2 separate regions of the Homo sapiens genome follow, and region 2 is linked to region 1. The links are chromatin contacts, found by Hi-C or POLR2A ChIA-PET in ENCODE. All regions are on one chromosome and are shown on one strand. Each heading gives the region's core, a stretch centred on a gene start or an enhancer-like site at or near the end of the contact. The rest is flanking DNA. Distances are from core to core; before and after follow the strand shown. Region 1 holds the start of NR4A2 (nuclear receptor subfamily 4 group A member 2). Region 2 holds the start of LINC01876 (long intergenic non-protein coding RNA 1876).

What was found. A loop is a pair of places that touch in the nucleus more often than their neighbours do. ChIA-PET counts read pairs that join two places held with the same protein, here RNA polymerase II (POLR2A).
Region 2: a loop to region 1 is called in a map of Caco-2, with 2.5 times the contacts of the local background. The contact joins the promoter of LINC01876 here to the promoter of NR4A2 in region 1. A Hi-C loop is called at or near these places in 2 of 168 maps with a recorded cell type or tissue (Caco-2 and naive thymus-derived CD4-positive, alpha-beta T cell). POLR2A ChIA-PET finds 5 or more read pairs at or near these places in 7 of 52 experiments (H1, K562, Panc1 and 4 more).

The regions. Positions count from the first base shown.
Region 1 is chr2:156,331,089-156,334,475 of GRCh38, forward strand. NR4A2 (nuclear receptor subfamily 4 group A member 2) reads right to left here and starts at 1,633. Exons shown (of 8, transcript NM_006186.4): 1 at 1,392-1,633. RefSeq lists a silencer at 1,385-1,584 and enhancers at 1,815-1,894, 3,364-3,387.
Region 2 is chr2:156,253,286-156,256,672 of GRCh38, forward strand. LINC01876 (long intergenic non-protein coding RNA 1876) reads right to left here and starts at 1,646. Exons shown (of 4, transcript NR_110250.2): 1 at 1,493-1,646.

The DNA of each region.
Region 1 (3,387 bases), core at 383-2,882:
CAGTGTAGGTGGAGAGGTCATTTCCATCTTAGGTTAATTCAGGACCTGAGTATGAAGACTAGAGTATGAAAATACAGCATTGGAACCTTCTCTTGCATTTTTTTTTCTTGTGGTGAAATTGCCTTTTCTTTTGGTAGAGGGGAAGAAAGTAGAAGTCAAGAATATAAAATGAGAAAACAATCTTCCCCCTTACAAAATGTTAGAAAGGCCTTGACTGAGAAGGCAAGTTGAGTGGAAGCATCCGCACTTCTAAAGTGCTTTTGACAGAGCACTGGGATTGGAGCTACAGATAAATTGATGTTCACTTTTCCAGAAAACTTGTCTTTCAGCATCTTTAATGGTCACAAGGCTTAATGGTCACAAGGTGGGAAGAGGGGATCTACTTTTCCAGGAGCTTCTTAGGTCAATTGCAGAGGGGGGACATACTGCTTATATGGTATTGGCACCAATATTAGAAGTGTTTCCCAGCACAGCAAGATGAACACCTTCCCCATAATGCCTTCCACAATCTGCCTTTCTGGAACAAGGCATTCTTGTGTCCTAGCAATTTTCAGATGTTCCCACTTGGAAGACATTCTAGAGCACAGACAATCTTATTACTAATGAAAAAAGAAAGCCAGTATCCTCTCTTTTTATTCTTTCCCCTCCCCCACAATCTTGCTTCATAGTGGTGGTGGGGGTGGGGGGAAGATTACCCAGAAAAAGCAGAAAGGAGACTCGAACCCCACAGCCCTTAGAGATATTCCTGTGTTGGATATTAACCCCCTGGTAGCTCCACAGTTTCATAACTGTACTCTTTACATATTCATATTCTCGCTCTGATACATTCGCAAACCCAAGGACAGCATATGTCAAAACCAGAAATTTCAGGCAACTTAGTAACAGGACACGCTACCAACACCACCCTTACTCAACAATACCCGGGAAACATCGCGCGCTGGCCAGCCGCGGAGACACAGTTCCCAAGCAACGCATAAACTGAAGAACTTCCTCTCCCTGTCAGTTTGTGGGCAGCTTCCCTCGTATACATAGGACTTGGAGTCTCCGTGTTCACAGGCCACAATCAATTCCTCACTAACAGCAAACTTTGCGCACATTTCCGCGGGCTAGTCCTCAGCTCCCAAACTGTGGAGTCTCCCTTCCACGTCCACCAATGAGGAGCCTGGAAACCTCTGTCGAGAGCCAACTCCCCACTAGTGCCAAAGCCGGAGTTCGAACAAATGCCCCCCGGTAACTGCGCGCACGCACTCCCCATCCTTCGGTCCCACTCTCACTAGAAGCCTCTGGCTCCCACTTCCAGAGAACCTGTCCCACACAAGTGGAAAGAAGAGACGTGCAAAAGAAGGAAAAAGCATAAAAGAAGGCGAACTGCATGGGCTGCATCTACTCACTTAGGAGTTCTCCGCGTCTGTCTTCATTCATTCAACTCTGCCGAAGTGCAGTTCCCTCTGGGAGCCCGGGCGCCGGGGTCGGGTAGGGGTGGGAGAGCTGGGCGAAGGGAACCCGGACACCTCACGGAGGGAGGGAGCAGGGACAGGCGGCCGGCTGGACAGGCAAAAGGGACCGCGGAGCCGTGCGCGAGCCGCCGGGCGGACTGGCCCTGGCCGCCAATGTGCCTTTGTTTATGTGGCTTGCGCTGCCGCTGCCAACATGCACCTAAAGTCTCCGCGCGTCAGCGCGCGTCAGCGGCCCGCCGCCCAATCGCCGCGCTGCCGCGCTCCCTGGACTCCTGGCCCGCGCTCGCTTTGGTATATTTCCGACCTGACGTCACGAGCAGGGCCGATTTTAAGGTGGGAACCGCTCTGCGTTCACCTTGGTAGCCAGCTTGGGTGGTTTTTGGTGTTTTTTTTCTTTTCTTTTTTTTTTTCCGAAAGAGGTGTGACCTCTCCCAGGTCTGCGCAGCCCGCAGCGTCGCGACACTTCACTTTCCCCGAAGCCCCTGCGCCCGCGCAGCGGCTCGGCCGCTCACATGTGGGGAGGGTGCAACAAAAGCACCGGCGGAAGGCAAGGCCGGCGTGGCCAGGTAGTACGCACCTGGAGCCGCACGGAATGGGATGTGCCTTGCAGCGCCCTAACCTCTCCCACCCACCTTCGTCACCCCCTTAGCGGAAGAGCGTACAGATGTCCCATGACACGAGACGCTCAGAGGGCTCACGCAGTTCGGGTGGGATTTCCCTACCCGGTTCATCCCCTTTTACTCCCTTTTCCTGTCCCAGGCCTCCTCCTCTTCTGGCATATATTCATTCTAATTATCTCTCTCTCTCACTCTCTCTACCCCACCCCCACCCCCCACACTCCCATCTGAAAGGGAATGGGAGTGGGGGTAGGGCTTATTTTTCTATGTTTCCTTATTTCCATGCAGTGCCCACGTTCGATGGAGGACGTGGTGCTTGCGGGGGGGGGGGAGAGGAAGGGGAGAGGGTAGACAGTGACCGTGACCCAGCTCTTTAGAAACCCCAAAAGTCAGAGTGAAGCGTCGCCCCTTTTCCTTTCGCAGACAATGCAGCCGAGCAGCAGGCAACAGGTGCGCCTTCTGCAGAAAGGTACTCTGATTCCCACCTTCTGCAAACTCTAATACTTTCGATACTCCTCTGTGCCCACCAACTCGTACCCCTTCCACGAGTTTTAAGGGAATAAATCGATCTTCGTTTGAAACACAAGGTCTATCACAGCCTCAATCTTAGAGCCCAGAAAGACTGGACAAGAAAAGCGAAGCGGGTGGGGATTGGGGGCAGCGTCTCCGCAAAGCGTAAGGTGTGAGCCTACAGCCCAGCCAGGAGAGGGGCCCGAGCTGGCTCTGGGAGCGTGTCCCACCCCCGCGGCCGTCCAAGTCGCCGCCGCTTCTGCTTTGCAAGTCATTTCCCCTAGCCACGCCGAGAGCGCAGGGAGCTTTCTAGCAAAGGAAACGCCGCAGCTCCGGAGGGCAAGCCCCCTCCCCGTCTCCCGGCCGGAGCTGGGAGGGCTTCCTAGGGCTTCTCCCGCGGGGCTTCCAGCGGCTGGGCCTTGGGAGGGAGAGTTCGGAGCCGCCCCCGCTTTTCTACTCGCGCAGAGCGTCCCAGCCGCCCCTCCTTTCTCGGTGTGGCTCGTTTCCAGGCAGCCGGGACCCTTTTGCAACTTGCCCCCCTACTCGTGTTCTCAGTACCGGCCGATGGCTCCGTGGAACTATTCGGGATCCCGGGCTGCTCAACCCTAATCTGCAGCCCCGCCTTTGCCTACTCCCTGCTGCCCCCAGCTCGCCGGCGGCTGGGGAGGCGTTGCCATCAGATGCCCTGCGGCTGCCCCAGGAAGCCGCGGGCTCTTTTGCGCCGCAGCCTCGGGGAAACCTACGTGACCACCTTAAGTTTCCCCCAGATGTTGCGGCTGCCGCTGCTGCTGCCGCCGCCGCCG
Region 2 (3,387 bases), core at 396-2,895, 78 kb before region 1:
GTTGGAAGCAATTTAGGTGCACTTTGCTAGGGAAATAAAGTAGAATAAATGTGTACTATGGAATACTATGATCAGAGCAAAATGACACATAGGAAAATAGGCATAAATCAAGAAAACATAGTGAAGAATAAGAAAATCAAAAAATGAATGAGATTAAAATACGCTATCACTTATATAAATATAAAGCATACAAATATAAAACAATATTTTATATTTTTCAGATTCCATATATATACATATATATGTGTAATCTGAAAAAATACATATATCCAAATGCAGTTGAGTGGTCAGGGGTGGCTTGAAAATAACAAGAAGATAAAAGGTGAACAAAGAGAAAAGAGGATAGCATACCATGAACAGAGGAATTTGATTGATTTTGTTTTCTGCAGATAATTTTTTAACTTCTCAATAAAATAAAATAAAAGTAATGTAAAACTCTACTTAGTTCATTTGCAAATTTCTGCCTGTCATAAACCTTGTGCCCATCAACAATGCATAATTTCCTAATGGTTGATCATTTCTGTATATAATTACTTTTCTGTTAAGAACTCTTGGGCTTGCAAAATAGACCCCAAATAGCCAATTCAATCCTAAGCAAAAAGAACAAAGCTGGAGGCATCACGTTACCCTACCTCAAACTATACTACAGGGCTACAGTAATCAAAATAGCATGGTACCAGTACAAAAACAGACACACAGACCAATGGAACAGAATAGAGAACCCAGAAATAAGACTGTATACCTGCCACTATCTAATCTTTGACAAATCTGACAAAAACAAGCAATGGATAAATTTATTGAATGGGGAAAAGATTTTCCATTCAATAAATAATGCTGGGATAACCGGCTAGCCATATGCCAAAGTTTAAAACTGGACCCCTTCCTTACACATTATACAAAAATTTACTCAAGATGGATTAAAGGCTTAATTACAAAACCCAAAACTATAAAAACCCAGAAGACAACCTAGACAATATCATTCAGGACATAGGCATGGGCAAAGATTTCATGACAAAGACACCAAAAGCAATTGCAACAAAAGCAAAAATTGACAAATGGGATCTAATTAAAGAGCTTCTGCACATCAAAAGAAACAATCAACAGACTAAACAGACAACTACAGAATGGGAGAAAAATTTTTGCAACCTATGCATCCTACAAAGGGCTAATGTTCAGCATCTACAAGGAACTTTAACAATTTCCAAGAAAAAACAACCCCATTAAAAACTGGTTGAGGAGGAGCCAAGATGGCCGAATAGGAACAGCTCCAGTCTACAGCTCCCAGCGTGAGCGACGCAGAAGACGGGTGATTTCTGCATTTCCATCTGAGGTACCGGGTTCATCTCACTAGGCAGTGCCAGACAGTGGGCGCAGGTCAGTGGGTGCGCGCACCATGTGCAAGCCGAAGCAGGGCGAGGCATTGCCTCACTTGGGAAGCGCAAGTGGTCAGGGAGTTCCCTTTCCGAGTCAAAGAAAGGGGTAAAGGACGCACCTGGAAAATCGGGTCACTCCCACCCGAATACTGCGCTTTTCCGACCGGCTTAAAAAACGGCGCACCACGAGATTATAAGCCGCACCTGGCTCGGAGGGTCCTACTCACAGGGAGTCTCGCTGATTGCTAGCACAGCAGTCTGAGATCAAACTGCAAGGCGGCAGCGAGGCTGGGGGAGGGGCGCCCGCCGTTGCCCAGGCTTGCTTAGGTAAACAAAGCAGCCGGGAAGCTCGAACTGGGTGGAGCCCACCACAGCTCACGGAGGCCTGCCTGCCTCTGTAGGCTCCACCTCTGGGGGCAGGGCACAGACAAACAAAAAGACAGCAGTAACCTCTGCAGACTTAAATGTCCCTGTCTGACAGCTTTGAAGAGAGCAGTGGTTCTCCCAGCACGCAGCTGGAGATCTGAGAACGGGCAGACTGCCTCCTCAAGTGGGTCCCTGACCCCTGACCCCCGAGCAGCCTAACTGGGAGGCACCCCCCAGCAGGGGCACACTGACACCTCACACGGCAGGGTATTCCAACAGACCTGCAGCTGAGGGTCCTGTCTGTTAGAAGGAAAACTAACAAACAGAAAGGACATCCGCACCAAAAACCCATCTGTACATCACCATCATCAAAGACCAAAAGTAGATAAAACCACAAAGATGGGGAAAAAACAGAACAGAAAAACTGGAAACTCTAAAACGCAGAGCACCTCTCCTCCTCCAAAGGAACGCAGTTCCTCACCAGCAACGGAACAAAGCCGGATGGAGAATGACTTTGATGAGCTGAGAGAAGAAGGCTTCAGACGATCAAATTACTCTGAGCTACGGGAGGACATTCAAACCAAAGGCAAAGAACTTGAAAACTTTGAAAAAAATTTAGAAGAATGTATAACTAGAATAACCAATACAGAGAAGTGCTTAAAGGAGCTGATGGAGCTGAAAACCAAGGCTCGAGATCTACGTGAAGAATGCAGAAGCCTCAGGAGCTGATGCGATCAACTGGAAGAAAGGGTATCAGCAATGGAAGATGAAATGAATGAAATGAAGCGAGAAGGGAAGTTTAGAGAAAAAAGAATAAAAAGAAATGAGCAAAGCCTCCAAGAAATATGGGACTATGTGAAAAGACCAAATCTACGTCTGATTGGTGTACCTGAAAGTGATGGGGAGAATGGAACCAAGTTGGAAAACACTCTGCAGGATATTATCCAGGAGAACTTCCCCTATCTAGCAAGGCAGGCCAACGTTCAGATTCAGGAAATACAGAGAACGCCACAAAGATACTCCTCGAGAAGAGCAACTCCAAGACACATTGTCAGATTCACCAAAGTTGAAATGAAGGAAAAAATGTTAAGGGCAGCCAGAGAGAAAGGTCGGGTTACCCTCAAAGGGAAGCCCATCAGACTAACAGTGAATGTCTCGGCAGAAACCCTACAAGCCAGAAGAGAGTGGGGGCCAATATTCAACATTCTTAAAGAAAAGAATTTTCAACCCAGAATTTCATATCCAGCCAAACTAAGCTTCATAAGTGAAGGAGAAATAAAATACTTTACAGACAAGCAAATGCTGAGAGATTTTGTCACCAGCAGGCCTGCCCTAAAAGAGCTCCTGAAGGAAGCGCTAAACATGGAAAGGAACAACCGGTACCAGCCACTGCAAAATCATGCCAAAATGTAAAGACCATCAAGACTAGGAAGAAACTGCATCAACTAACGTGCAAAATAACCAGCTAACATCATAATGACAGGATCAAATTCACACATAACAATATTAACTTTAAATGTAAATGGACTAAATGCTCCAATTAAAAGACACAGACTGGCAAATTGGATAAAGAGTCAAGACCCATCAGTGTGCTGTATTCAGGAAACCCATCTCACGTGCAGAGACACACATAGGCTCAAAATAAAAG